Regions from separate parts of the Mus musculus genome. Here region 1 is linked to region 2. The links are chromatin loops, found by intact Hi-C in ENCODE. Cell type or tissue: heart. All regions are shown on one strand. Links, peaks and the distances in the headings refer to the core of each region. The heading gives the core; the rest is flanking DNA. Region 1 has its middle 12 kb from the start of Rell1. Region 2 has its middle 18 kb from the start of 5830416I19Rik.

Region 1 (15,528 bases), core at 3,001-11,000, 82 kb after region 2:
CTGTTTGTGGACATTTTAAAGTTATACACCTAGGAGGAGGATGAAGGAATTATAGGGCAGTTTTTGTTTAGTACACATAACGAGATCCTGCGTAAGTTTTCCGAAGGGCTTTGACCAGTTTACATGTTTACTAGCAGTTCTGAGATCATTTCTATGATCCTTACTATCACTGATACTTGATATTACTAACTGAATTCTAGCCATTCTGGTTACAATGTGTTTTAATTTGCACTTCCCTGATGAAATATTATTGTATTGGCTAAAATATGCACAAAGGCCCTTTGGGCCTCCACAACAGCTCTTCACTTCTGCCCACTCCCCTGCCTAAACCTTTGTTACATCCTTTAGATTTGGTTTGACAGCAAAGCACTTGTGCATGTGGGCTTTCTGGTCATTTATTGCTGTAGGACCAATGTCCCCTCTGCTGTCTTTCACGTCAGTGCTGTCTCTTTATTTTGCTTCTGCACCTGTACTTTGAGGAAAGGTAGAAAAGGCTTGTTCTGCACAGGCATAGAAAGGCTCAACCAGGGGCAGGAGGGTTAGTTCCCAAGGGACCTGGCCAGTTGGTTTGTTGATGGTGGTTGTGTGTGTGTGTGTGTGTGTGTGTGTGTGTGTGTGTGTTGTCTGTGTAAAGATGCATACACCTGTTTATGGCATGAGCCTGTGTACATTTACATGACATGAGAGGCCAAAGGACAACATTTGGTTTTACTCCTCAGCGGGTATCCCCCCTCCATCCCCCTTTACTTCTTTGTTTGAGATAGGGCCTTTCATTGGCTTGAAGCTCTCCAAGCAAACTAGGCTGGCTGGATAGTGAATTCCAGGGAAATGTCCAATACTGCAAATTTAAATACATACCACAATGCAGGTTTATTGTTGTTTTGTTTTGTTTTGTTTTGAGCTCTGGGCAACAACCTCAGGTCTGCGGGCTTACAAGGCAAACACTTTACTAATATGTTACCCCCTTAGCCTTTGCCTATAATACTTTATAATTCAGTAGTTGAGTTCCAAGGCAAGCGTCCCAAGAGGGCTATAAATTATAATCCTTTGTCATCTAGCACCAGATGTCATATAGCATTGCTTCTGTGCCATCATATTAGTCAGAATCACCCAGTGAGTCCTGGCTGTGAAGGATGAGGACTGCACCTTTGGAAGGCACACAGGCATGATGCTGAAGAAGCTGATGGGTGGGAAGTATTCTAGGCGTGGCTGGAACAAACAATGTGCTCTGCTTTCCTTCCACAACAGCTGATGGCATCTTGTAGTTAGGAAACGTTTTAAAAATTTTAGTTAGTCAAGTTTACCCATCATGGGGTAAACTTTCCTTCATGGCTAATTCTGGGTGTGTTGTGAATGATCTGCCTGTGTCAGATTTACAATGCGATCTGATCTTATAAGGCAGGATCCTGACCATGCTCCTATAAGGCAGCTGACATTTGCATATGAACCTCAGCTTTTATAGAGGAACTGGAAACACAGAAATAAAGCACTTGGTCCAGGACTGACTCATGGCCACAGTCTCCACCCTGACTCCCATGGCTGTCATCCTGGTGTGTGCATGCACTGCTTTTTCTAAGGGGCCTATGGCCACCAGGTTGACACCCATGACCCCTCTCAGCGCTCATTATCCCTCTGAAGGCGACTCTGTCTGTTCTGACTCAGGTTATAGATCATCTTCTGAGAGGCATGAAGAAGAAGAAGCTTTCAGAAGACAAAGACAAAGGTCTGAACTCTACGGGCAGTGTGTGTGTCATATCCTTGTTGTCTTTATTGTTGTTCTTTTTGGGTTTTGTGTTTTTTCAAAGAAGCATAGAAACAGAGGGTTTAGAAGGGAGAAATACATATTTACAGCTTAAGTGGCCCTAAGAGTGGGTTCTGGGTTGGGTATCAAACGAAAACAGCGATATTTTAAGCATAAGATCAGGGCTAGAAGGTAAGAGAAGAAAACCACCTGCTCCTGCCTTTACCAGGTTGACATGAGGATGAAATGAACTAATAAAGAGGCGTCTGTGCCAAGAGTAGTGCATGTAATGCCTCTCTCTCCTCACTGAAAACAGCAAGGCCTGGCCAAGAGGCAAGTCAGCAGGCGACGTGGAGAGACATTCACCAGCTAGAGTGTTGTTCAAGAAAATGCTGTCGTCCAAATAATGTCATTATACATAAACACCTATATTTTAAACTAAATTACACTCCTGGGTATTAGGAAGTCTGCCAGCTTTCTCCAGCCATCCCTTCCCTCACAGAGACTACTAGGTAATTTGCATTATGTCATTCATTATTGTGTGGAAGAGGCAACTGCGATTCTGCTACTCCTTTTTGCAGAGTTTCTGTTGAAATGAGAAAAAGGTAGGCAGTATGATGAGGTTGTCATGTTTAACTGTTAGCTGAGCTTTTATTTTATCACTTATTTAATTTTTGAGATAGGGTCTCTCTCTATAGCCCTACATGTCACAGAACTCACTACTGCTTTTTGAGAAGGGTCTACCTGAATAGCCCAGCCCAACCTTGAACTCAAGATCCTTTGCCCCAGCTTCCCAATCAATACTGGGGTTCCAAGCATACTCTACTATGCCCATTGTAGATCAAGCTTTTGTTAAGTGGTTGTCCTTTCTAGTCCAGAACAATCGACCTTAGTAGTTTTGACATACTGCAAGGCAAATAGCTTATTTTTAATAATTATGTTATTTTTATTTATGCCTATGTGCCTAGGTATATGCATATAAGTGTGGGTGCCCCAGAAGCCAGAGTCATCAGATTATCTATTGCTGGTGTTACAAGCAGTTATAAAGTTGCGTGTTGCGTTATGTGGGTACTGGTTTTTGAACTTGGATCTTCCCCCAAAACAGTATGGGTTCTTAATCAGTGTCCCATCTCGCTAGTCACAAATAGTTAATTTTGGGAGTCTTGCTTTATTTTAAGTGATGATATAGTAACATTTTGTATAAGTTCAGCAATGGCTGAATGGCAAAATCAAAAAGATCCTAACCTTAGAAGGAATCACAAGCTCTAATCATGGGGACACTGCAAAGTGGCTAATATTTATTGAGTGCTGGTGTGATTTTTTGTTTTTTGTTTTTTATTTCCTGAAATACAGGATTAAATGTTAACCTTAGAGCTAGCTTAATCACAACTAACACTGACCAATGTCTTTTGAAGTGTAAACTTAGGGGTTCTTTGGAAAGTTGGTTGGATGGTGTTTTACTGGGGCAAACACATGAAGCAACGTTTTGTTAAAGTAGACACAGGTGTGAAAGGCTAAGGCAAACTGGTGAAGGAAGGCTTAGTGGAAGCAGACACAGGAGAGACAATGTTCTGCTAAAGCAAGCACATGAAAGGGCATGTGATAAAATATTCTTTGCTAAGGACACACATGTATTGGCCCACCTTCCATTGCATGATTGAGCTGTATTTTTCAGGAAGCCATAGAGAGAAATGCACTAAAAAACTTCAGGTGGTGTGCTGCAGTTTGTTGCTGATTCCCAGGACTTGGGCTGATTGGATTCACGTGCTAAGGCAAGACACATGCTGAGGCAAGGCACATGGAGGACACATGATGTTTGGAGGGTATAAATCGAACTCCATGGAGTGATGGAGACAGAGTTTGGCTTGCTGGTACAGCTAGCTGTGCAATGCTTGTGGGTCTCACATCTTCGGCTGACCTTCACTTCCCTGAGAGAGGCACAGCCGAGAACTTCTCCTGGTGTTCCTGTTGGTCCCTCCTGCTGACTGGAGCTGAGACTGAGGCCTGGCTGTCTGCTGTCGTGTCACCGCTGTTGCCATCCGGACTCTATTGAACTGGACTGCTGGTGTATCTGTGAGGTGTTTGCAAGTGAATCAAGCTGCTGCTGCCTGCTAACCAGTGAACTAAACTATTGATTTCCAGACATCACAGATGGAAGTTAATCCGAAGAACCTTTCTAAACAGGTCCATTCCCCACCCCCACCCCCGCCCCGCCCCGCCCCATCCTTTCTTTTCCACTACCTCTGGTGGGTAGTAGGTTACAAGGAAGGCTGAAGTGTTTCAGAACCATCGTTAAAAATAAGATTAAAGCCGGGCGTGGTGGCGCACGCCTTTAATCCCAGCACTCGGGAGGCAGAGGCAGGCGGATTTCTGAGTTCGAGGCCAGCCTGGTCTACAAAGTGAGTGCCAGGACAGCCAGGGCTACACAGAGAAACCCTGTCTCGAAAAACCAAAAAAAAAAAAAAAAAAAAAAAAAATAAGATTAAAAAAATTAAAATTACAGTCTTTTCATGGAATTTGATAACCTGATCTTGAAATGTAAAGTGAAAAGGAACTGTCAAGAATAGTCAGGATATTTTGGAACAAGAGCAAAACACACAGACACTTGTCATCACAGATACAAACAATGATTTCTGAGTCACGAGTGTGGAAGTGCGCTGCCTGCAAAAGGGATCTGGAGAGTAGAATGTAAATGCTGAGGACAGACATCGTGGTCACAGAAGCTTGATTCGTGATGGGTTTAGCCAGGAAGGCAGGTCATTGGGCAAAGGCCAAGCAAGCAAGCACACTCTTACTTCACATCACACACAGTATTAGATAGAGGTCAATGTGAGAGTAATTAAGGTCAATGTATAAGTAGACAAAAGACACAAATACTCATATTAGAAGATGGAATATAAGTCGGGCGGTGGTGGCGCACGCCTTTAATCCCAGCACTTGGGAGGCAGAGGCAGGCGGATTTCTGAGTTCGAGGCCAGCCTGGTCAACAGAGTGAGTCCAGGACAGCCAGGACTATACAGAGAAAAAACAAAAACAAAAACAAACAAAAAAAGACGGAATATTAATGGCCAATAAACATATATGCAAAGGTGTTCAACTTCCATATCAATCAAGGAAGCACAGACTAAACCCATTCAAGTGAGCTGAGTGTACTAATGACCTCAATTCTCACGTTTTCCCATGCTACACTCCAGAGAAGTGCCAGCCTTCACTGATTGGCCCTTTCTCATCCATCCTCAAGCTTACAGTAGCAAATTGACTTCAGGCAGAGCTCGTAGAAGTGCTTCATGTTTCTGTTCTTTCTCTTGTGCCCTTCAGTATACATTTCTGAAGAGCTATTATCTATCTATCATCTATCTATCTATCTATCTATCTATCTATCTATCTATCTATCTATCTATCATCTATCATCTATCTAGTTATAGATTGAATTGTGTTCCCACTAAAGATATGTTGAAGTCCTAACTCCTAGTAGCTCAGAATGTAGCCTCATTTGGAAATAGAGTCATTACAGACTTAATTAGCTAAGATGAAGTCATAGTGGAGTAAGGTAGGTATTTAGCACCATATGACCTGGTGTCCTCATAAGGGGAGAAGAAACAGACCAGATCAGGGAATGCCTGGGGATAATGGAAGCTGGAAGAGACAAGGATCCTCTCCTAAAGGCTTCAGAGGGAGCAGAACCCTCCAGATCTGTGAGACAAAGGATGCCTGCTGTTACGCCAAGCAGTTTGTGCCATTTTGCTACAGATACGCTAAGACATCAATACAAACACTGGGAAGTGGGGAACTTCTAAAACACCGTATATATTATAAATGGAAGTTACTCTGGATATTCAGTAGACACATCAAGAATTCTGAAGTCCGTGACCGAAAGAGCCTGGATTCCCTTGGAGAAACAGTGGGTAGAAAGATGAGCCTTGAAGGTTCCTGGTGATGACTTAGAAGAAAATGATGAACATGCCTGTGGATACACAGGAGGAAACTTGATTTGTCTTACAAAGTAGCAGAAGACTGTGAAATGGGTTCCTGTACGGAGTGCAAAGCAGAATAAGTAAGGAATAAAATCAACTGACAGAACAGTCAAGTAAAGAGTGGAAGTTTCCACCTGCTTTCTCTTTGCTCTTTATAGTAAAACAAGTGACAAAAGGGACAAATTAGGGAACGAGCTGTTAAGGAAAAGGGGATTAAGCACCTGATGTTCTGGAAAGTTGTTCACTCCGTCCAGATATCCTGTTGTGGGAACAGAAAGCTACGCAGTGAGAAAACTGTTTGCTGAAAAGATTAAGGTGTGACTCAGAGCCAATCAACCCTCTCAGCAGAAGCGCGGTCATTCAGGAAGGCAACCGGGAGACTCTGATGGCTCGGATCCAACAGGAGGCTGACAAGGATTCCAAGAATCCAACTCCAGCAGAACGCTTCTGCCGACACTTCACCCGGGGATAGGAAGGAAGAACTCCTAGGCTGGAACCACGCTGCAGGAGCCTGGCTCACAGAACTGCCTCAGGTGTCAGAGTGGGACACTGAACAACAGGAGTCTGTTTTAAGGCCTTCAGATACAAAGTAAAATGTCCTGCTCAGAGGGAGAGGATGGGGGTCGGGGAGGTATTCATATTTGCCCAAGATTCATTCCATCTCTAACTACCTCAAAATATCTGCAAAACCTTATTCATCTTCACCACATACACTTTCTTAAAAGTCTTTAAGGTCACCTGGGCATGGTGGTGCAAGCCTTCAATCCTAGCACTCAGGAGGCAAAGGCACGCCATCTCAGTGAATCTGAGGCCAGCCTGGTCTGCACATAGTGAGTTCCATGACAGCAAGGGTCACAGAGAGACAGAGAAATCTTGACTAACATTAATAATAATAATAAAACAATAAAAGGAGAGTGTCTTCTACGGCGATTAAAACCACCATGCCTTGTGTAAAGTAAAAATACCAGTTGTCTAGTTTTTTTAGATACCATTTGTATATTGCTAATTATCAAAACCAATCATCATACAACATAATGGACAGAGGGGAGGTGCTGTAGGGAAGCGCAAGGATATTTGACGTGCTGATAGTTAGAGAGGGTGTAGATATTTCAGTTATAGTGGTTTATCTTTACAATGCTGCTTGGTAAACCCAGGCATGCTCAAATGTGTTCGTCTTTTCCCTCGTTGAGCTTTCCAGTATGGTAGCCGCCAACTTCATTCAGCTTTAACTGAATATAAACTAAATAAAAATTTGACACTGCCTTTCTTTTTCTCACTGACCTTATTTCGGATGTCCAGTGGCCACATGTGTGGCTAGTGGCTACATACTAGTGCAGACCGAATGCTCCCTTCTCACACAAGTATTCGGCAAGGCCTAGTCATCAAGAAGCCTAAGCTATAGCCCCACCCTCACCCCATCTTTTGTTTTGTTTTAATTTTTTTGTATCGAGACGGGGTCCTGTTAAGTTTTCCAAGATGGCCTTTCACTAATTCCTCTTTCCTCAGTCTTACTGTTAATTGGAACCACTGATCTTTCCTACCAGGTCTAGTAAGGCGGGTACTTCTTGAAGGATAAAAAGAAAGTGAACGATTAAACAATGAAACAGCCAGAATTTTTATTCATTTGATAGTGTTGCCTAATGTCATGATAGAGGCAACTCCCGCCAATGTCCTGATTGTCCTCTTGACTCAGAGCATCCATGTTAAAGTGTTTGAACACGCTACAGACCAGAATCAGGACCCTAGCTACCTATTGGTGGCTTGACGATCTACCTTAGGGTCAGTTGATGAAATTTAAAGTTCTTATTTTAATCCCCTCTGTGTAGACAGTATTTGAGGCAGTTCACATTTTGCATCCAAGCAGCACCCTACTGGGGCTCTAGCTCAGTTGGTAGAACACTTGCCTAGCATCACATGGCCTTGGGTCCAGTCCCAGCACTGCATAAACCAGGCATGATGGTACCTGGCTAGAATCCTAGCACTCAGGAGGTTGAGGCAGGAGGATGAAGTTCAGGGCCTTCTTAGGTTACATAGTGAGTTCAAAGCAACACAAACAGAGCCTTGGATACATGAGACTCTGTCTCAAAAAATAATTTTTTTGAAACAACAACAACACAAAAATCAAACAATCATCCAATATTTCCTCCCCCTTAGCTGCCAACTGTTTAAGAAAGGTCCAGCACAAATTTCCCCAGTGACATTTCAGTCTACTCCCTCTTGGCCAGGATCAAACTGCTTTTGACTTTTGAGAGTCCTCAGCTACAAGAGATGGACGGGGAAACAAACGGCACTGCCTACAGATGTCAGTTTTGAATATAACTCTCTGTTAGGGAAGTTACAGCTGATCATTTCTCTACGCTTCCAACTCAGAAACCATGCCGAGCTTCGTTAGGAAGAAATCCATGCTCACGTGTCCTTTCTTCTTTCCAGTTTTGAAGTCAGCGCACACAGTGATGGCTTTCACTGTGGCTTTTTCACACACGTGTGTTAGGATATTTCTCTAATTCATACTTTTCATCTCCTCGGTTCTTGGCACAATGATCTTGGCTTAGGTTGTCATCTAGATTCACATGAGCATCACAGGACTGTTGAATTTATTCACATCACAAAGGAAGTCAGATACTGGTAAACACACTTTATTGAATATGTAACGGACTCAGCACCAGGGGCTGTGTTCACTGCCAACAATATTGAGCCAGATGTAATCAGACTCAATGGTTTTGACCTCTTGTTTTTTCTAGTAACTAAGCTGACATGATTCAGGAATGGTCCCAGTTTTGGCCCTCAGGTGTGAGAGAATTGGGGGGTGGGGATGAGGGGCGGTTTAGATCAAGTATCCTATATCTTTTTTATTATATCTAATTTTTGACATTGCTGATCTATTGGTAATAACTGGACCCCTTTAGAGACTATGGCTGCTTTTCCAGGGTCCCTGAATCCCCTGGCTTCTCTGGCCCCTGAGCCTCACATGATTGTTGTTCAAAGGGCATCACTTGCTTCCATGGTGATGGATGACTTCAAGAGCACCATCCCAGTACTTGGGCTCAACACATCCTCCATCTTGGCATCTCTTCAGCAGCCCACCAGGAGCTGTTGTGTAGAGCTGGGTTACCCTGCTGTATGCCTTCCTTGTTGTTGTTATAACAAGTTACCTCAAACTCCTCAGTTAAACGGTTCCAATTCCCTTACAGTTGTATAAGGAGTATGAAATGGGGGTCACGGCACTAGAATCAAAGCATGTGTAGGCTAGCAGTTATTTCTGGAGGCTCAAGGATATATTTGGATTTTGTGCCCTTTCCAGTTTGTGAGGCCTCCTGCATCCCAGGGGACGTGACTCCTTCCTTCATCTTCAAAGTCAGCAACACTGTCTCTCTGTACCTTTCTGCCATATAAGCCTCCTGTGGCTTGGCTCTTCTCAGCCTTTCTACTTTAACCATCTTTCTGATCACAATGACCCAGTCCAGGTAATATAGGACATATTCCTTATTTTGAGTTGATTGGTTACTTTAATTCCTCTCTACAATGCTACCAGCCATGTTTGCAGGGTCCAGGAGTCAGGACATGGACAATTTTGATGCTTCTGTCTACCACATTAACCCAGATCCTTTCTTCCTACAAAAACATCTTCAATGAAACCCATCTCATAGTTTTATTGGAGCAAAAATAATAATGATGTTCCTGAAGTGTGTAAGAACTCAGAACTTGTCACTAACGTGTCAGAAGGGGCTTGTTTTTTGTGGGGTTGAAGATGGAGAGTCCACAGACTGTGGAGGATGAAAGAGCTGACTGGATCAGATGTCCTTGCTCTTTAAGCAGGTGGAGGGCAGTCGTGTCTCCTAGCACTAGGAGCAGTGGAGATGGGGCATGGGAGGGTGGTGGATGTGTCTCCAGGAAGACACATTACCAGGCAGTTAGTCTGCTCCTAACTCCTTCCAGTACTGCTGAGCTCTGATGAGAGTAACATAGGCAAACTCTCCAGCTCTTTCTTCTCCTTTCCCTCACAGCCCTGTGAAATGCAAAAGGGATGGCTAATAGCATGGGCAATGGGGAGCAGAAGGACCTGACAGAGAGAGAGAGAGAGAGAGAGAGAGAGAGAGAGAGAGAGAGAGAGAGAGAGAGAGAGCATGCTCCTCAGGCTTTGCAAAGATGGGACTCCCTGGGGAGAATCCTTGATCCTTGCCTGCACATGTGGTAGGGAGGGCTAGGGCGGGGTATAGGAGGCGTGTGAGTGGGATGCAGTTGTCAGGGAGGCCTCAGCCTTTCCCAGAAGGCAGTTCTAGAGCTGAGCAGCCCTTCCCAAATTGTCTAGCTTTGGAAATGGGTGTTCTCTGCCCTACCAATGGACCTTAGGCCTTTGCTCAGGGCCTTTCTAGGGGAGCCACACAGATGACAGCGTCAGCATTTTGGCCGGTGGAAGCAGCAGGTGGGTGGTGTACAACTGTCCACCCCACTTGGTGGCAGCTGATCCTTAGGCCAGGTATCTTACCGGAGGTGACATAGGCAGAGGAAAGGAAAGAGCTCTTAAACAGGATCAGAGTCTGGACTTTTCTTTCCTTAATTGTTTATTTTTGAGACAGAGTCTCTTTATGGAGTCCTGGCTGTCTTGGAACTCACTCACTGTTTAGGCTGGCCCCGAAATCACAGAGATCTTCCTGCCCCTGCCACCACACACAGCCCTTACTTTAGTTTTTGATCCAGCATTGTCTTAGGGTTTTACTGCTGTGAGGAGACACCCTGAACACAGCAACTCTGCTGGCTTACAGTTTCAGAGCTTCAGTCCATTATTGTCATGTGGGAAACATGAGGGCATGCAGGCATGAGGGCATGGTGCTGGAGAGGGAGCTGAGCGTTCTGCATCCTAGGCAGCAGGAAGAGAAACTGGGAGCCACTAGGCCTGGTTTTGAGCAGGAGACCTCAAAGCCCACCCCTAGTGACACACTTCCTCCAACAAAGCCATACTTACTCCAACAAGGCCACATCTCCTAATAGTGCCACTCCCTATGGGCCTATGCAGGCCATTTTTCTACACAAACTACTGCAAGGGTCTTATGTGCAGTAGACTAGCATATACCAGCAAGATTTTGCTGAAAGGACCCTGATATAGCTGTCTCTTGTGAGGCTATGCCAGTGCCTGGTAAACACAGAAGTGGATGCTCACAGTCATCTATTGGATGGAACACAGGGCCCCCAATGGAGGAGCTAGAGAAAGCACCCAAGGAGCTGGGGTGATCTGCAGCCCTATAGGTGGAACAACAATATGAACTAACCAGTAACCCCCAAAACTCGTGTCTCTAGCTGCATATGTAGCAGAAGATGGCCTAGTCGGCCATCATTGGGAAGAGAGGCCCCTTGTTCTTGCAAACTTTATATGTCCCAGTATAGGGGAAACACCAAGGCCAAGAAGTGGGAGTGGGTGGGCAAGGGGAGCAGGGGTGGGTAGGGGAGGGTATAGGGGACTTTTGGGATAGCATTTGAAATGTAAATGAAGTAATATACCTAATAAAAATTGGGGAAAAACAAACAAACAAACAAACAAAAAAGAATATTAAAAATAAGGCTAATAGGTCTGGAAGAGATGGTTCTTCAGTTGGGAGCACTGACTACTCTCCCAGAGGAGCTGGGTTCAAATCCCAGCAGCCACGTGACAGCTTATACCTGTCTGTAACTCCAATATCTGACACCCTCACACAGACATACACGCAAGCAAAACACCAATGCACATAAAATGAAAATAAATTATTTTTGAAAACTATTTAACAAGTAAAGGTCCCCAGACTCTTTTTTTTTTTTTAAATGTGACCTTACAGAGGTGAGACTTGTGTGGAGAGATGTGATGGTCCACATGGATTTTGGGGTCGGGTGAGATTACTCATAAGGGGACAGAGTTGGTGACACTGACTATTCAGTAGCTAGGCAAGCCAACAGATTTGCTGGCAATACTGAGGAGAACACAAGAGAAATTCATGTTACCATTCTGAGCCTTGGCAGCAGAGTGGTTCATATGGGTTTCTCAGCTATCCAGAGAAGCTGGTAACTCTCACCCTCTGCTCTCCTAAACCTTCCACCTCATCACCTTGCTCCCACATCTCATGAACTGACAGACATTTCACTTTTCTCTGATCTCTGAAGCTGTGCCCTTCTGTTGCCTAAGTTCACCTGAAAGGTTGCCTGGACCCCTTGGCTCTCGATAATGATAGAAAAGCCTCCCCAGCTATCAGATTCCTTACAGGAAAGCTCCTCTACTTCTATCCATCTCGAAACTGCTCTTACCTCCTGCTACGCATGCGCACAGAGTATCACACGGCTGCTCAGAATGGCTCATGGAACATTGACAGGCTACAGCCGGGATGTCAGATCGGATGCACAGTGGTGCAGATTAGGCAGGCCTCCCATTCATTGCCTATAGTAGCTGTTCAAATCTTTATGGCATTCAGCAGTCTCAATAATTAGCAAGACCAATGCTACTTCTTCTAGCTAGTTTAATAGAATACTATTGCTCGGTCTGGGTAGATCTACACTGGTGGTCAACAGATAGGGATTTCTAGGGTCCTAGAAGGAAGTGCGAGTGTTCGGGTCTTTACTTCTGCCTTGAACTCTACGTATGTTGGTCTTTAACAAAATCTTAGCCATTTGATTTTACCAATGACTTGGGAGCCAGATGCTGGGGGGCGGGGAGGACCTGCTAGCTCTGAGGGGCAGAGAAGGCACCCAGCTGACCTTCCTCCTCAGCAGGTGTCCCAGAATGAATCCCCTCTCTCAACAAACCTCCTATAAACTGGATGTCCCTCCCTCCCACTTCCTGTGCTTCTCTCTATTCATCTTCCTAATTCCTTCTTACTCTCTGTAATTTTTTTCTTAATAATCTTATGTTCACTCCCTTTCTACTGGTTACTTGCTCTGCCTCTAGACCTATGGTTGACTTTATTTAATCCTGCTTACAATATTCCAGCAGAGAGCTCTTGGATTAAAGGTGTGTGCTAAGGCCGAGCCACATCACAGCTAAAGACAGGTTTCCCCAGTAAATCACACACTATCAGGGGTCACAGTGTGATGGAATATCCTGCAACATATCAGCAGTCTACATCCTGTGCTATCTCTATCCTACTGCCCAGAGCAAAAGGAGGCATCTTTAGGCAGGGGTAAAAGTCAAGGATGCTTAGATCATGGTTGACATAGGACCCAAGGCACATAAAATAAAAAAAAAGGCCTGGCAGGGGTCTTTCTCCCAAGAGCAGGGCCACCTTACTGATGGATCAGTCCAGGCTGGCCAGATATGTTCAAAGCCAGTCCTGAACACGTTTACCTGTGGGCCTGTAAGCTTCCCTTTCTTTGTCTAAGCTGTCCAAATCAAAATTAGGGAAAGGAGACTCATCTCATGTCACCAGAAACATCTAAAACCCCAGCCTTCCAGGGACAAAAATGACCTTGTTCTTTCTGCTCTGTCAATGTTCTCTCTCTCTCTCTCTCTCTCTCTCTCTCTCTCTCTCTCTCTGTTTGTTCTCTGTCTCTGTCTGTCTCCTCACTTGTAATAAAGCTTGTTACTCATTGTTGCCTGTCATGATTAAGATTTTTCCTGCTCTTGGATTCTTTTATCAGCAGAGAAGAGGAACCCAGTGCAGAAAGTAATACTAGCCAGTGTGACCCTGGGCCCTTGACCTTTTCCATCTTACCATCTGGTTGTTTGCTTTCTCCCAGCTAAATTTAGAAATTCCTATAAGCAATGCTAGGATATTTTCTTAATTTGCAGTAATTCTGTCCCTGAGCCTCCCACTCTTAGCCTAGGCAATGCATGTTTGTTGTAAGGTCAAAATTCCTAAATTTTTAAAAATACTATTTTATTCCCTTGCAGTTCTTCTTCTTCTTCTTTTTTTTTTTTTTAATAAAAGACTGCAAACATATTCCCTAGGTGTAACTCCTTACAAGGACATAAGACTATATCTAATTCACAGAAAGACACAATTCTACTGAGAATGTTCAGTGTTAATTAGAGTAAACACCAGTCATCAGAGACTCATGCATTTCCATAATGAAAATGACCATTTAGCAGTGGAGAGGGAAACAGGAAAGGCTTCTACTAAGGAGAATGATTAACCAAATTCTCACAGAGAAACTAGAAAAAAAAATCAGCAAGCCCCAGAGAGGACAGAGCATTGTTAGTTTTTTAATTCATACCATGCTCTGATAGATGATCCATTCCCACAATTAAATCAGTTCTTCTTTAAGAAAAAAAAAAAGATTGTATGTGATAGTGGGGCTTAGTTTTATGTCAAGTTGACAAAGCTATAGTCATCTGAGAGGAGGGAACCATGAGAACATGCCTCCTTAAGATAGGGCTTTAGGCAAGCTTATGGGGCATTTTTAAAATTAGTGATTGATGGAGAAGGGCCCAGTCGGCCATTGTGGGTGGTCTCACCCTAGTGTGGTGGTTCAGGATTCTAGAAGAAAGCAGGCTGAGCAAGCCATGAAAGCAAGCAAACAGCTCTCCTCCATGGCCTCTGCATCATCTGCTCCTGGCTCCAGGTTCCAGCTCTGTTTGAGTTCCTGTCTGGCCTTCCTTCAATGATGGACATGTGGAAGCACCAAATAAGCTCTTCTCTCCTCAAGTTGCTTTTGGCCACCGTGCTTTCATCATGGTAATCATGGTGCTTTGAAGAATTTTGTCCTGGTGTGTTGGGGAAACTAGGCAATATTTACTCACCTCCCCTTTTTAAGGTCCCAATGATAAACCAAAGTTGGATTTAGCGACACCATACCTAAGGGGCAAAAAATGAATTTATTTCGCTTACTTTCTGAGCATGGGTGAGGGGTTACTAACGGGAACATTCATTTAGCATGGATCTAATGGGGGCTAGGCGGAGGGCCAGCATATATCATGACTTGTTTCCTGCCTACTTGTGATCAAGCACACCCAGTGCAGTTGGGGCAACCAACTTTGTTTACAGAAGTGGTAATAGGCAGCTTGCTATCTTACCTGAGCAACAGCCCTCTGCGGACAGCATTCTATGGAGTAATTTGTGCTTTGGCAATTGGGGCTGACAGGTTAGAGGCATTTTTGTTTTATAGATCTCTTAAGCACAGTCATTTTAACTTAAAGCCTAACTTCAGCCCTCCCATCAGCTGCGACGATCTTTTTGCAGCTATGGAAACAGTTCAAGAAGCCCACTTTAAACAGGCAGTGACAAAGTAAGAGGAAGAGACTTTTTATTGGAAGAGCTGAGAGACCAGTGTCGTGCATTTCAGAAGCAGAGCTGTGTGTGTGCAGGTTGGAAGCCCAGGATGAGGTGAGTGGTTCTGTATCCTGGTTGGGCCAGGCAACAGCTATGTTCCTCAGGTAGATACTGTGTGTTTCTTGAATTTGGAATTGCTGCAGCTTCGATGCGAGACTCTCTAGGATACTTCCCCGAATCAAACACTGTTGTGAGAATTTAGGGAAATGAACACAGGAAAGAAAAAGCGTTCTCCACAGATTCCTGGCAAGTCCATGAGATGAACTAATGAAGGCGGTTGATACAACTATTTCTAGACTTAATTTTGTTGTTAAAAAACAAACAACTGAGACCACTTAGTTTTGTGATGCCAATTTTTTTTCCCATTTTTATTAGGTATTTAGCTCATTTACATTTCCAATGCTATACCAAAAGTCCCCCATACCCGCCCACCCCCACCGCCCACCCCCACTCCCCTACCCACCCATTGTGATGCCAATTTTATGCCATCGGGAGAAATACAACCTTTTGCAAGACAGAAGGAAACTCTGCAACATGTATGTCTTTGCATTTAAAATAAAGCAGTATGATTTTAGATACCTACTGA
Region 2 (15,528 bases), core at 3,309-11,308:
AGGAATGTATGTATGAATATATATATATACACAAAGAAAAAAGGACATGATTTTGAGAGAGAGAGAGAGAGAGAGAGAGAGAGAACAAGAGCAAGCAAGATGGATGAGGTGGTTTGGTTTGGAGGAAGGAAAGAAGAGAATGATGTCATTATGTTTTAAGTTTTAATTTTGTACTCTTCATTATTCATTGAAGAACAAAACATGAACAGCAGGAAATGTAATCCAGCTAAAACCGGAAGTGATTTTGAGGTCAATCTCTATGCTGAGCTTTCCCGGTCTGTGTCTACTCTTTTCACAGCTGGGTAAACTGGGTTTTAAACAGCCCCCTGATTTGTCTTAAATCACACTTGCAGCAGCAATGAGTCAGATCTGCCAAACAGTTCCAGACTTACTATAGGATGGGGATCATCTTACTGGTGAGGTCCTTAGTGGGGCTTTAGCATGCCTTTTCTAGTTGGCTAGCTGGGAGGCACTGTTGTACAGGAAAAGCATGGAGAAGGGTGGAGGTGAGATCTGGCTTTTGCCACCTGGTGGCAGATCGTGGCAAATTACCAGCGGAATTAATGGGAACAGTGACCAAGAGTCAGGAGCTTAGAAGACATGCCCAGGGCTTCAACTCATAGTCATGGCCATCATTATGAGGAATATATTTTCATTGGGAATAATGTACTCTAGTGGTATGCTTTTAATATTAACTACATATTTTATTATTAACTTCTCATTGATGCTTTAATTCTCCATGTTTCCCTACATTCTCAGCAGAAGATCTCTTGGTATCCTCAGTTTCCCTCATTTGCAGCAGGAGGGAGAAACTGAACAAAGCTTTTACCGTCCACGTGCTCGAGAGCTAAAGAAAAATAAATATTGGCCCCTCAAAGGAAAGTCTTTCAGTCAGAATTATCTGCATCAGCCTTCTACAAGGCAGATCACCCTACAAGGCACATAGATATAGTTCCCAGTCCCCTAGTATGCACTCAAAATACTGAACCGAGAAATGATTGTCAGGAGTTGCAAACTGGTGGGGGCATGCATAAATGACAGTAAAATAAACATTTCCAAATGAGCAGATAAGAGTAGGAGAAAAGTCATTTGGATTCACACTTCATAGACGTGCTAAAGTCACTTCAAATGGGCCAGAGAGTTCAGTTTTATTGAATTGCAGTATGCTGAAATAAAATCTCTCATGAAAAACATCCTAACAAATTGAGTACAGCTGTGGAGAGAAGTATTTGAAAATTTGAGCAGCACAGGCTGTGAGCACAGAGAGGTGCAATCCATATACACTCAGTAAGATGAATGTATGAACACATATAGTATATTCAAACCAACAGGGGAAGAAATGGCTGAATGGTGGGAACACTTGACAACACCTGACTCATTTGCTACGGAGTCTAACCACACACAGATGTAGAAACCAACAGGCAGAAAACACTCCGTAGCTAATTCAAGGTGATATGGAGCAAGGCATGAAGAACATTGTAGAAAGGAAATTCATGAGGGGGGGGAGTGTTAAATGTGAATAGAAAGAGTGATTTCCAGGGTAGTTGGAGATGCATGTTCGGCATGAAAAAACAAGATATGATGTTAGTAAATCACTGAAGAAGAGATGTATCCCTCTCCCCTTCCCTTCCTTTCCCTTCCCTTCCCTTCCCTTCCCTTCCCTTCCCTTCCCTTCCCTTCCCTTCCCTTCCCTTCCCTTCCCTTCCCTTCCCTTCCCTTCCCTTCCCTTCCCTTCCCTTCCCTTCTTCCCCTTCTTCCCCTTCTCCTTCTTCCCCTTCCCTTCTTCCCCTTCCTTTCTTCCCCTCCCCCTTCTTTCCCCTTCCCCTTCCTCTTCCCCTTCCCCTTCCCCTTCCCCTTCCCCTCCCCTTTCTCACTGTATAGCCCAGGCTGGCCTCAACTCAGAATCTTCCTGCCCCAGCCTCCTAATGCTAAGATATACATGTTCACTTTACAGTGTGTTTCAGGTGCTTCTAAGATTCTCCACATCTCACTTCTGGAGAGGTGGCTCAGTGGTTAAGGGCACTTGTTGCTCTTGCAGGGTACTGGGATTCCGTTTCCGTTGTTACCTACATGGCAGATAACAAAGCCTTCTGTAACTCTAGTTCCAGGAGTCCAACACTGTCTATTGGCCTGTCTAGACACTGTATGGACACGGTGCATGCACATACATGCAACGCAAAACACTCACGTACACAATTCATAAATAAGTCTTTTAAAATCTGTACATTCTTTTAAAAATCTTTGTTTTAAAATATGTGTATGTGCATATATGCCATTGTGTGGGTATGTGCACATCCATGCAGGTACCATCAGAGGACAGAGGTATTGGATCCCCTAGAGCTGGAGTTATAGGGAGTTTTGTGCCACCTGACCTGGGAGTTGGAAACTGAACTCAGACACTTCAAGTACTGTTAACTTCTGAGCCATTTCTCCAGCCCTCTTCATATGCTTTAATCTAGTCATTCTGTTGGAAAGATACTCTAAAGGAATAAACTAAAAAGAAACAATATTAGTTGTATAAATATATCTGCCTTGTTTATATTGTATGTAAGCATAAAGAAAAAATGTATCCCATTCAAAACACACGTGATGTATATATGTATATATGTGTATATGTATGTATATACATATATACATATACATATATATATATACACACACATACATATACACATATATGTGTGTGTGTGTGTGTGTGTGTGTGTGTGAACATCATCTTTAGGCACAATAAGTTTATTTGGTCAGGGAAAATACTGAGAATTGTTTCAGTGTCAGAAGTGTGTGTGTACATGTGTTTATGTTGGGGCTTCAACCTAATGTCTGAGGAGTTCTAGGCACTAACTCCTCCATGCTACATTTCCAGCCCTGGTGACTCTTAAGCTGATGAAGAAGCACTGAGTGTGGGCACAGTCACAGGCAATGATTGCTTATTCGGGAGATTTTCTGTCTCATGGTCTGTAGTCCCACCATGGGCAGAGGATTAAGTTGTTTTCTGAAAGTTCCTGGGCAGAGAATGAGGCAGGCAAGAGATGGTGGAGAGGATTCAAGAAGAAATGTCTTGGAGCTGCAGGAACTATTTGAGGGGAATCGATAAGAAGCCAAGAGTTCCTGGAAGGACTGGGCTTGCAGTCACAGTCCCTGAATTTCTGACTTTGTTCCAGTATGAAGAATGTGTGATTCCTCACCCCCTCCCACGTGCTCTGTCACCACCCCAAAGTCACAATGTGGAAACAAAGACAGGGTGGGAGATGGAGTGGAAAAATAAAGAGTGATGTCACAGGTAGAAAGGATGCCCTCGAGCAAGGGAGAGAGGATTGGTGAACCTATTCACCAGGAGTTTGAAGTAACAGAATTAACAGAAAACCAAAAACCTTTCTTTTAAGTAGAAAATTAGCTGCTCATAGATCAGAGGGGAGGTTGAAGAATCAGGCTTAGAGAACAGAAGCCAAGGGACATGAGAAATCATCACCAGAAGGCCACCCTTCTGGAGTGGCTTGCCAGTGTTGCCAAGGGTCCATTTCTGGACTTCCCTTATCTAAACTATCATAAGAACATGTTATTAACTACCCATTGTCTCTGGTGGTCAAGAATTGAGTCCTCAAGCAAGAGCTTCTATTGTCTAACCTCTGGCTGACTGTCCTGTTTCTGCCTTCAGGAGACAGAATGGCATCTCACCTTCTTAGCTAGACCCCTTTATGGCATGGGAATCTCTCCCTCCCAACAGAGGTCATCTGAGGATTCTCCACAGCTAGAAAGGGGGCTTAGGCACAGAAGAGGAAAACAAATGAGGCATAGCACAGGGAACAGCAGCAAGCCTCTGCTGCTCATCAGGGGCCCAGAGTGGGTGTCTGCACGATGCTCACACTGTGAGGTTTAGACCTAGCTCACTGCATGGAGCCTGTATGTAAGGGTTACCTTACCATGGTGTCTTCTGTAAGGTTCTCTCAACTTGTGGTTTCCTCTAAAGAGACTCTTGGTAGCTTGGCCAAAGAGAATTCAGGTTCTTTTATTTGAATATTAATTACTAATATTGACTCATATCACATAGCACTCACATGCACACGAGAAAACACACACACATGCACATGCTGGAAATGTAGCCAAACATGTTTGTGTCTTTCCACAATTTTAGAATTTATTGAGTAATAATAAATTCATAAGGTTTAGTGGTTTCAATGACAATTGACCATAGAATCTGCCTCCCTTGGTAGCTTGGCCAAAGAGAATTCAGGTTCTTTTATTTAAATATTAATTGCTAATATTAATTCATATCACATAGCACTCACTCGCACACAAGCACACACATACAAGCTACACAAATTCAAAAGGCTCCAGCAGAGGTCAAGAGAGTTCTCAAGTGGGCTGAGAGTCCATTGATAAGATAACAAGCAAGAGCCGTGTGGAGAGGAGAGGAGGGCCTCTCCTGGATCTGCAGAAAGGCATGAGAGTGAAGCTACAGAGAATGATTGACCTGAAGTATGATTAGGTCCAGACAGACAGACAGGGGGGGGGGTGTGGTGTGGGGGGGGCAGTCCAGTAAGCCTCAACAGTGGAGCACTGAGTTGAATTCCAGGGACAGTCTGTGAGTCTTTGGTCCTTGACACACATACACCAGATGACAGGCTGGTGGGGGACCATGCCATCACAGTGCTGTGTGTGCATCTTATGATAGGATCCAGGCAAGGGAATTACACCCTTTCCTTGATCTGGGGTGTTTGGTAAGTTCTTAGACCTGATTTCCTGATATTATTTCATATTTTCATGTTCCTCCAGGGTTTCAGTTCAGCCCAATAAACCTATATGATTGTTGCAGGATGTTTGATCACACTGTGAAAGTCGATACTGTGTTATGGGCGGCTCAGCCCTTTGCACACACCCTTTTATGCCTCCGGCTGGAATACAGACACGCCCTTAGTACACACCTTTTATCCCAAACAATGAAGGTAAAGTCAGGTGGTAAAATGAAACACCCATGTTTGAAAGTGATGCCTAATTGAGTGGCAGACAAAGTGACAAATCAGAGACAGATTTGACAGAACAGAGCGGAGAGGAAAGAGAGGCCACTTAAGGGAGGGCAGTGCAGAGAGAGAAGAGAAAGGGGCAGTTTTACTGGGACAGTTGTACAGAGACAAGTTACACAGAGAGAACAAACTAGACACAGGTGAGCAGAGAATGAGGCACAGAATGAGAACGAGCCAGAAGATTAGGACATTAGACAGAGTTAGTAGGAGGCCAAGCAGGGCAAATCAGAAGAAGCTGAGATAAATCAGATTGAGTGGTCGTCTTGAAGAGGAGTTTAAGTCAAAGCAGCTGAGCTGAACCAGCCAGTCAGAGCTCAGAAAGCACAAGAAAGGGTGAGCTTATTCAGCAGTAAGTCTCAGAGGCTACAGAACATTCTAGGCCTAGATAAGCTTGGGCAGTGCTGGAAACTTCCAGAATTAGGCCTAGATTAGCAGACTGAGGCAGAGGTTACTTCAGGAGAATAAAAGTTATTTTTACATAGGGTGGCTCCTTTGTACCCCTAGAAATAAGTCACGTATTAGCTTGTACTGGGTAGGGAGTGTGTTCCTGATAGATGGCACAGTTTCTTGGTCCACCCTGAAAGCTGAAATCATCCTTCTCCCTCAAGATGGAGTCAAAAGCATTGCCTGCGCTCTTCTCTTGACTGATACAAGGTTGATGGTGAAGAGTAAAGACTGTGGGAGTCAGTGATCTTCAAGTAACTTCTAAGTCTGAGTCACCTGGGAATACGCCTGTCCAATCAGAAAGTGATAACCTGCCCATCACATCCTCCCTGACCTCCTAAACTCTCAGCGGCACTTCATTCCCCAGGCATGAGTGTGCTGCTGGGAAATGCCCGAGCCATTCAAATCTCCATCCTTTCCTCTCCTTCCCCATTTCCCCACCCTCTCTCTATCCTCCTCTCCCTTCTCTTCCTCGTCCTCTCATTTTTTTCCTCTCCTCCACCGTCCCTCTCTTTCCCCTCCCTTCCCTCTTCATTTTCCTCCCCACACTTTTTTTTTTACACACTTCTTTTGTGTATCAGTGCTGCAGACAACATTGCAATACACAGTGAGGAGGTGGCTCTAGTTCTATGGGCTGCTCTTCCCACAGAAACCTGGCAGGGGTAAAAGCAGGCCACTGTGATTATTCATGAGTTTCATCTGTCAGAGCATACAACCCCTGAGCTGATAGATCCAGGGATCTAGAACCCCAGCTCAGTGTGTGACTTTGAGGCACTAAATCCCTCTCAGCCTCAGTTTTCCTTGCTGTCCAGCATGTTTTATAGTAACATTCGATGATGAAATGCTGAAGAATTACTGCACATACTTCTATATGTAGTGTACACATATGGCCTATAGGGTAGGCGTAATTCTGCATGCTTTATACTACATATAATTACTGAGAACTTGACCATTAGCCATTTTGTTACTGGTCAGCCAGGAGGTGGATTAGATCTGAAAAGGAACTTTTCTTGCTCCGTGTGCTATTTTCAGTAGGCAGTGTCTCACTTAACTCCGGCGCCAATCATACAAGCTCAGTAAGGTGTTATTTATAGATGAGCTGGATTGCATTATATAGCTAGTCATGTGACCACTGAGCTTTCTGCCTGGGCTTGCAATCTCATCCTTTCCACCACTGATCCTGGAACATACCATGTCGGCTCCATCTTCTCCAGGAAGCTTCTATGTCAGACCAAAGATGTTAACAGGGATACAACTATGCAAAGCCTAGCTTCGCTTGGCTCCCGTGTTAGCCCTGATGACACCCACCTCCTCCTTTGCTGCACAGGACATAGACCATTGTCCAGTTTGTCCCCGTGTAGCAGTGGACAGGAAGTTTAGTGGAGGAATTGTTTATAGGTTAGGGAAGAGAGTGTCAGCTCACAGGGATGAAATGGAAGGAAGGACAATTGTGCTCTCACGATGTTTCCTACTGCGGTCACAGTGTCTGTGGGAGGGAGTGGCTCAGCATGGCCAGGCTGCAGGGCTGCTTCCTACGAGCCTGCTTCCCTTCTCTTGACCTCTTCCATGCTCCCTCTTGATGGATTGAAGCTGCAGCTCAACATCCAGTCTAATACCCACTCCCTTGACCTTTTCGTGATAAATTTGAAGGGCACTCGCTCCGAGCTTTCACATTCAGCCTAGGGTTCTTCCTTTGATTCTGTGGTTTGGGTCCAGTTCTCTCAACTGCTTAGGATCCCTTACCTCATGGAGAAAGAGACTGCCCACAGGAATATCATGCATCCCAGAATGTCTCAATCCTGGGCAGGGTGGTGTCTTGGATCAGTCCCAGTGGGTTTGCAGTCTGGGAGACTCAAAGCTGTGTGATGTGTTGGTTTCCCATTTTAGGAATGGACAGCCTGTGATAAATGAGCACAGCCCAGCTCTGTAGTGATGAGGCTAGGCATTACCTACAAGAGATGCATTTATGGAAAGTCATAAAAATTCATACCTTATAGGAGGATAGACAATTTGATTATTACAATACCATTTCTGTTTTGAAATGAAACAATTCCACACAGTTCATATGTCAGCTTGTTTTGAAGCAAATCTTTTTTGACTTAGGATCAAGCGTACAGCTAACCAGTAAGCTGACCATAGGGAAGTGGAAACATCTCTCCTGGGTTGTTTTTCCTGATTGAGTTGCCTGCTCTATGACAAAGAAAACACTAGAAAGTGAACTCTAATGCCTCAGGAATGTGCATGTATAGGGTTCACACAGACTCTTAAATCTTTAACAACTGCGTCTGTTCATTTAATTTATTGACATTTTCTCCTTAAGCTCATTGACTCTTTTCTTTTCTTTTCTTTTCTTTTCTTTTCTTTTCTTTTCTTTTCTTTTCTTTCCTTTTCTTTTCTTTTCTTTTCTTTTCTTTTCTTTTCTTTCCTTTTCTTTTCTTTTCTTTTCTTTTCTTTTCTTTTCTTTTCTTTTTTCCAGCAAGTGTATCACTGAAGGTCGTGGATCCAGTTTCTCTCTGGTCATGACTGGGTTATATGAAGCATGGCCAAGTTTACCTAAGCCATTTTACTGAAGGAAGAAGTTTCTGAGTGAGGCAAAATGTGCTTCCTCCAACTCGATCAATTTGGACAATCTGGGAATCAAGGACACAAAACAGCAGACTCACAGTCTTAGGGACGGAGATCTGGGACGTACATTTTATTTACACATTCACTGTTTCAGTGTCTTTTGTATGAGCCCTGAACCTGGTCCAGAGCTAATGAAGGGTGAGACATGCGTCCCTGATGGAAAGGACTTCTGGAACTCAGTGAACAACAGAGGTGCCTCCCAAAAGTAAAAGCTGATACAACTGATAGAATTTGTAGTCACAAGACACATGAGCAAAGGCCCCTGGAGGTTCATGGGTATGTGTGTATGAAACTTGAACACGTTTTCTTTGTCTAACATGGACATGGCCAATATATAAACCAATTGGCGATAGGAATAAGAATCCAAATGAAGTATACGTAAATACGACTATTAAAAAAATTTTTTTTAAAACCACACACACACACATGGTCGATCCAGTTCAGGGTTTTAGAAGAGCCAGCAGAGACTTGAGACTTTAGTCCAATATTTCCCTTGTCATCTTAAAGTGGGTGTTGCCTGAGCCCAAGAAAATTACCGTCTTTATTGCGAAGGGGCTCAGCCTTTGGGAGTGCTTTCCAGTCAGGGGAAATCAAGACTGTGAGGGAATCTCATCCTTTACTCTGTGATTGATTCTCATCCCTGAGTCTGTGATCGATTCCCCCCCCCCCCTCCCCGCGGCAGCATTACCTCAGCTGCGCTGGCATTACCATCTTGTTTTCAATCTCTGAGATGTTAGGATCTGATTTAGAAATGCCTTATATTTTATGTAGGAAAGTAGAGGATATTTTTATCCGCACACCTGGCACCAGAATTCCTTTTAGGGAGACAGCTGACTTTATGGAGGAAAAAAGCAAAAAGGAAAGGAAAAGTTAGCACTTGAAATGGCAAGGAGGATGTCTAAAGTACATTTAACAGCCGCAAAAGAAGTCATCAGGATTTCTAACTTCCCCGTGGAAGACAAAGGGATAATTATTGGTTAATAATTGGTTAATATTCAAGGGATAATAATTGGTTTGGAGGAAACAAAAAGAGGAAAGGAGAGGAGAGAAAGAGAAAGGGCAAGGGACAAGCCAAATGGAAAAATGCATAGATTCCTGCTCTCCCAGGGGTCTACAAAATGCCACGGCCGGGGTCTTCTTTTTCTCAAGTGACACACTTGGCAAAGGGTACTGAGTACGTACGGCACCACTGTGGCTTGGATCAGTGGAGATTTATTTAAAATCTGAGTCGTGTCTCTGCTGGCTTGGGTGAACTGCTCAGGGATGCCCCTGGGAAGTCAGGGCTGTCCCATCTCTCACCTGAGCAAGCATCCTCTCCCATTGAGGTTAGAGCTTCACCTTGCCAAATGGCATTCTCTGGCTGGGTACTGGGCACTCACTCATTAACTCTACATCCAGTGCAGGAAGAAGGAGAAAGAGGGAAAGTGCACGCTTTCCTGTTAAGAAAGTAAAATCTTTCCGAGAAACGCCCCTGGCAATTGTATAACACAGCCTCCTTTAACACGGGGAGGAGAAGAAATAATTTACCCTGTGCATTCATTTAAATGAGGACAGACAGGGGGAAGGTGTGATGTTGGGTAAGATCAGCTGATGGTGTGCTAGCTATCTGGGAAATTGAGGTGGGAGCGGAGCATCGCATGATGTGAGCGGAATCAACTTGAGGAAAAGGCTGAGACCTTGGGGCCTGGGCGTGGCCACTCAGGATGTAAGAGCCCTTGCCAAGAGCTTGAGGTTTCCTCTGGAGTAGGGTCCTAGGGTGGGACAGGCCCGGAGAACATGGTATCTGTGGGTTATGCTGACATATTCATTAATTCTCTCCAACCATCATCTTTATAGGCTACAATTTTCCATCACCTTTAACTTAACTACTAATATCGTCCAAGCCCCTCCTGAAACGTTCACGACTGCCTTGTTTCTCTGTGTTCAGCTTTTCTCCTTTCTGTCCAGCTTCATTAGGTTTCTGATGTCTAGCTATTGTTTCATAGTTAAAAACAAAACAGAACAAAACAGACAAATTGCTTTCATGGAGAAAAGTGGTACTGACCTGTAAACCTGAATACTTTCAGAGTTGAGGCAGGAGTGCAATGCCTTCCTGGGGCAGAGAGTGAGTACAAAGCCAACCTGGGCAATATAGGGAGACACTGTCTCAAAATAAAAAAGAATAAGAGAGTTGGGGACATATAGCTCAGTGGTGGAATGCTTGCCACACTTGTGAGGCCATGGGATCAATCCTTGGTGTCAAAGAAAATATCTTGGATGGTGGTAAGCCATGAACAGACTTGGTCATTGTAGGGTTGTCATTGTAATGGTCCTTCTTTTGCTTTCCATGGCTCTGTCCTTTAAGACAGTTGTCCCTCAGCCTCAGTCCCTGACAGAGCAGTCTATATCTTCGTAGTAGAAAGAATTAGAATGGCCCCCATAGGCTCCTATATTTGAATACTTGGCTCCCAGTTGGTGGAACTGTTTGGGAAGAACTAGGAGGTGTGGTCTTATTGGAGGAGGTGTGTCACTCCAGGGCTGGCTTCCAGATTTCAAAAGCCTGAGCCAGTTTCCCTCTCCTTTCCCCTCCCTCTTCCCCTCTCCCTTCCTCTCCTCCTCTCCCTCTCCATCTTTCTCCCTCCTCTTCCTCCCCCTCTCCCTCCTCCCTCCTCCCCATCCCCTCTCCCTCTCCCCCTCCTCCTCTCTCCCCCTCTCTCTCCCTCCTTCTCTCCCTCTCCCCCTCCTCCTTCTCTCTCTCTCCCTCTCTCTCCCTCTTCCTTCTCTCTCTTTCTGCTTGCAGGTAAGCTCTCAGTTACTTCTCCAACACCAGATCTATAGGCTTGCTGTCAGACTCCCTGCCACAATGGTCATGGACCATCTGAAACTGTAAGCTCCAAGTAATAAATTCTTTTTTTTCTGCAAGTTACCTGGGTCATGGTGTCTCATCATAGCAGTAGAAAAGTACGTGAGACAGTATCTTTGGATTCCCGGCCATGAAAGAAAGTTCACTGTATTGATGTATGGCACAAACTGCACAATGCAATAGATAGGTCACACCTGCCCTTATGAAAGAAGAGACAGTGAAAAACAAACAAACAAACAAACAAACAAACAAACAAAAAACCAAAACCCCAACTGAACGTGAACCACAGTCAGAGGTGCGTTTTAGAACAGGTACCGTGGGGAGATGGTTACAGTATTCTGCTAACTGTAAAACAAAAGGGGGGGCGCTCCAAAACAGCATATATGATCTGAGTTTTACACACACACACACACACACACACACACACACACACACATATACACACATGTTTTTTTACACACTCAAACATACTCACACAGAGAGAGGGGGAAGGGAGGGAGGGAAGGATGGGGGACTTAGGGGAAGGGAGGGAGAAAGGCAGGGAGGACACCGTACTGTCTTGCATCTCAGCTACCAAATTTAGAGTTTAATGTTCAGCAAGGCGTGTCTCCACTATATTGCTCCACAATCAGCACATCTGCTGATATGTATCCAGGTCATAGTTACTCAATATTAAAAGGGAACACAGTAAATCCTGTTAGTGGGCAGGGCCGCTCTGATCCCATGCTCTCTCACCTCAGATTCTTGTAAGACGTATCTTTGTTCCTTCATTTTGATTGGTCCAGCAGTTTTCATACCTTTGTGTGTGTTGCAGCTCTTTTTAAGGCTATGGAAATGGAAGCGTGTGCTCTGTCCCTCAGAAGTACCCCGGGACCAGTCCTGAGAGCATCACATGGCTTCCACTCCTCGCTTGAAAATCGAATCTTGAGCCATGTGTTACTTGGCCATATTTGCACATTTTCTTTAAAGAATCAAGCAAACATGATATGAATAGCAAACTAGAAAGCATTTCTTTTCTTTAGTGGGATTGTGAGGGGGAAATTTTTGTCTCAAATCGACCAAATACATAGTTCTGTGTGTAAAGATGCTGGCTGCCCAGGTCTATTGCCCATGCTCATTCACACCTCACGATTCTCTAAGAATAAAATAAAATTTAAAATGCCCCTACCTATAGCAGCAAAACCAAAACCCAGAAAGCAGAATGAGGCTCAGTTCGCCCACAAGCTTCCTTGCAGCCTAAGAATAAAAAACTTGTGATCCAAGATGGCCGGGAGCAAGTGCCACAGAGTGAGCTCTAGGCCTGGGTCTGCTGCTTCCTCTAAGTAGGGTGTTGGGGAACAAGCCAGCCCATCTGTGTTTAGGGATAGATCCACCAGCTCTCCAATGAAAATGCCCAGTGCTGGAATATAAACGAGGAGCCTTCGTTCCAGGCTTCTCCCGGTCAGCACTGTGACTTCTTTGTGTGCAGTTCCAAGTGTTGCTACCCTTAAAGTACTCTTTCTGTCACAGAGAAAAGAACTCTTAGTTTTTGTTTTTTGTTTTTAACATATTTTATATATAGCAGTAATATGCATATATATTCTTTCTCTATTTTTTATTTTTTATTTTTATTTTTTTGTTTTTTCAAGACAGGGTTTCTCTGTGTAGCCCTGGCTGTCCTGAAACTCACTCTGTAGACCAAGCTGGCCTTGAACTCAGAAATCCACCTGCTCCCAAGTGCTGGGATTAAAGGTGTACACCACCACGCCCGGCTATTTTTTTTTTAAATAAAAGAAAAAAATCTCTTTCAAGAACAAACTAAACAATAAGGATGGTCGAGATTGCTCAATGGTTAAGAGCACTGACTGCTCTTCCAGAGGTCCCAGGTTTGATTCTTAGCACCCGCACGGCAGCTCACAACCGTTTATAATTCCAGTTCCAGGGGATCTGAGAGTCTATTCTGGTCTCTAAATCACCAGGCACACACGTAGTGCACAAGCATTAAACACAGGCAAAACACTCACACACATAAGGTAATTGAAAACTTATTTTAAAACTATCACTTTTCCTAAGTGGGTCAAGATAACAAGCACCATCTTCGATGCTTAGTCCTGTCTGACGCCCGAGGCACTGATGGCCAACGAGATTAAAAAGAAAGCCCGATATTCACAACCACAGCCTCAAAGGAATAAAACGTGTTGGGAATGTTAGATACTTTTGGAATTCAAAACGGTCCTTGCTTCTTCAGAATACAGAAAGCTGAATTCACATTAAAAACAAAAAACAAAAATAGAAGCTCCTTCTGGGTTCTTAGAATTGGTGTTCGTGCCTCCAGCAGGCTAAGCACAGGTTCTACCACTGGGCTACATCCCTAGTGCTTGATTGCTGCCTTATTTGGGATTTAAGATCCTGCATTCTGATAGGACAAATTGGTGTCTCTGCCTCTTTCAAAGTATTTCAAAGCAACCTGTTTAGCCACTCTGAGCTGCCCAGCTGGCATTGGAAAGATTTTTCAGAGCCTTCTCTCTCCAGACCTTCAGGCTATAGAGCATGAAGTTCTTTCTCCATGCTTGTAAAAGCCTTTTATCTGGGTGTGTAGATTAAGAAGCTGCAGATGACATCAAACGTGATAGAAACAGACACAAAGCACTTACCCGGACAAACCGTCACCGAACTAAGCTTTGTTTGAAGTTGCAGATCTACATGCCCAGAGGTGGACGGCAATGAGGCTGACCTTGTCTCCCTTGTTTTCATTTCCCCTCCTTGCTTGGGGTTCCCATCAGCCAAAACAAAATCATGGAGAGGAGCAAAGGCTGCCCTCCTTAAGATCCATGTAGATGGAAATAGATGGACTGGAGGTATTATTCTTCTCTCTTGAAGGAAAAGAAAAGCAAGGTGAATGATTTGGGTGTGTGCCAGAGACCATCATTCCCTGGGGTTATGTCAGCTTCTCAATGCATGAGCATCAGAGTAGGTCTGAGTTGGTTTTGGTCTTAGTATAACCAGATAAACAGTCTTCCTCTTCTATAGGGTATCAGTCCACATATGGGGAGCTGGATTCTTCCCTGATCCAAGCTTCCATTTTCAGAGGACGGATCATGAAGAAACAGCAAAAAGGCAGAACAAGTCATTTGGCTCAGTGAAATGTGTGAATTACATTACCTCAGAGATTAGAGAAGAAAGTCCACACATTGTAGCACATGGGAACTTGGGAATCATGGCTTAAGTCTGCCTTAGTTACTTTTCTAGTACTGTGAAGACACATCATGGCCAAGGCAAATTGTAAAGGAAAGCATTCAATTTGGGGTTTATGGTTCCAGAGCGTAGTAGAATCCATGACCGTCACGGTGGGGAGTATGGCTTCAGACAGGTGGGCATGGCACTGGAGCAGTGGCTGAGAGCTTATACCTGACTCACGTTACAGGATATTTGACCCTGTCTCTAGTTATGGTGTGACTCAGCCCTTAGCACACACCTTTAATCATTCTGGCAGAAAATGAGAAGGAATCGGAAGATTAAAAGAGATTGCTACAGTTAGGTTGAGACCAAGTGTTGTGTCCGGCCAGCAGATCACAACATGGGTTCTAGCCTGGAAAGGAATTATGGAAACCTGGAAGAGAAGAGGGGCTAGGTGGCGAGATAAAGAAATGTAGCTAAGACAGGCATTCTGATCAAAGCTCAATTTTACTGTTCTGCACGCAATTATAAAGCAGGGGGAGGGGCCCGATTCCTGCCAATTAATCTTGGGGTCCAATAGCAGGGTGACCACGTGCACGGCTCCAAACAGCAAAGAGGCAGGTTCCAGCAGTGGGCATGGCAGAACGATTGAGCGGGAAGCTCCACCCCTGAGCAAGCAGGTTTCAGGCTGGGGGAGGGGAGACTACAACCAAGCAGAGCAATTCAGATGCCAAGAGAAAAGCCAGATTGAATAAATCAGCTGGGAGAGGAATGTGAGCCAGAATAGCTGAGTTGAACCAGCCAGGTAGAGTTCAGAGAGAAGAAAGGCTGAGCTTATTCAGCAGCAGGTCTCAGAGGCTGAAAAGATTCCAGGCCTTGATGAGATTGTACAGAGGCTAGATGGTTCCAGGACTAGGCCTGGGTTTGCAGCAGTAAACCTTCCAGACAACACTTAAAACAGGAGAATGAAAGTTACTTTTACAGACTCACAAGCATGAGGCAAAGAAACAAATTAAAAATGGTGTGGGCTTTAGAAACCTCCAAGCCCATCACTAGAGCCATACCGAGGCCACACCTCCTAATCCTTTCCAAACAGTTCCACCAATTGAGGGCCAAGCATTCAAACACAGGAGCCTCTGGGGCTCATTCTCATTCAAACCACCACAAAGTTGCAGCCTGAGTCTGAAGGCTGGAGACCAGGAGGCCAAGTCTGCAGAGGAGGGCACAGCAGCTCATCTCAGAGCACACATGCACTTTTTCCTCTGCTTAATTGTTCTACCCACGGCCTTAGGGAGTGAGGATGCTTAGGTTTTCTTTTGTAGGAGACTCATTTACTCTAAAACTAGTTTCTTTCTGATGCACCAAGAACTGTTTTATGAGAGCTATCTGGTCAACCTTTAGTCCAACTAAGTATTAAACCCAAAGGTTGAAAATAAGACC

The links. A loop is a pair of places that touch in the nucleus more often than their neighbours do. Peaks named below come from ENCODE experiments on the same cell type or tissue, not always from the same donor. Only the 100,000 strongest peaks of a DNase experiment are listed, where the experiment ranks them.
Region 1: it touches region 2 in a loop (1.9-fold over the local background); 6 of 42 quality-filtered maps call a loop at or near these places.

What each region holds. Positions count from the first base shown.
Region 1 is chr5:63,973,052-63,988,579 of GRCm38, reverse strand. No RefSeq gene overlaps it. Among named protein-coding and RNA genes, the nearest start is that of Rell1, 12 kb to the right of the region's middle. In heart, for the core only: no CTCF peak of the experiment used is centred there; a DNase peak (open chromatin) is centred at 6,129.
Region 2 is chr5:64,055,206-64,070,733 of GRCm38, reverse strand. No RefSeq gene overlaps it. Among named protein-coding and RNA genes, the nearest start is that of 5830416I19Rik, 18 kb to the right of the region's middle. In heart, for the core only: no CTCF peak of the experiment used is centred there; no DNase peak of the experiment used is centred there; H3K27me3 peaks cover 5,160 bases.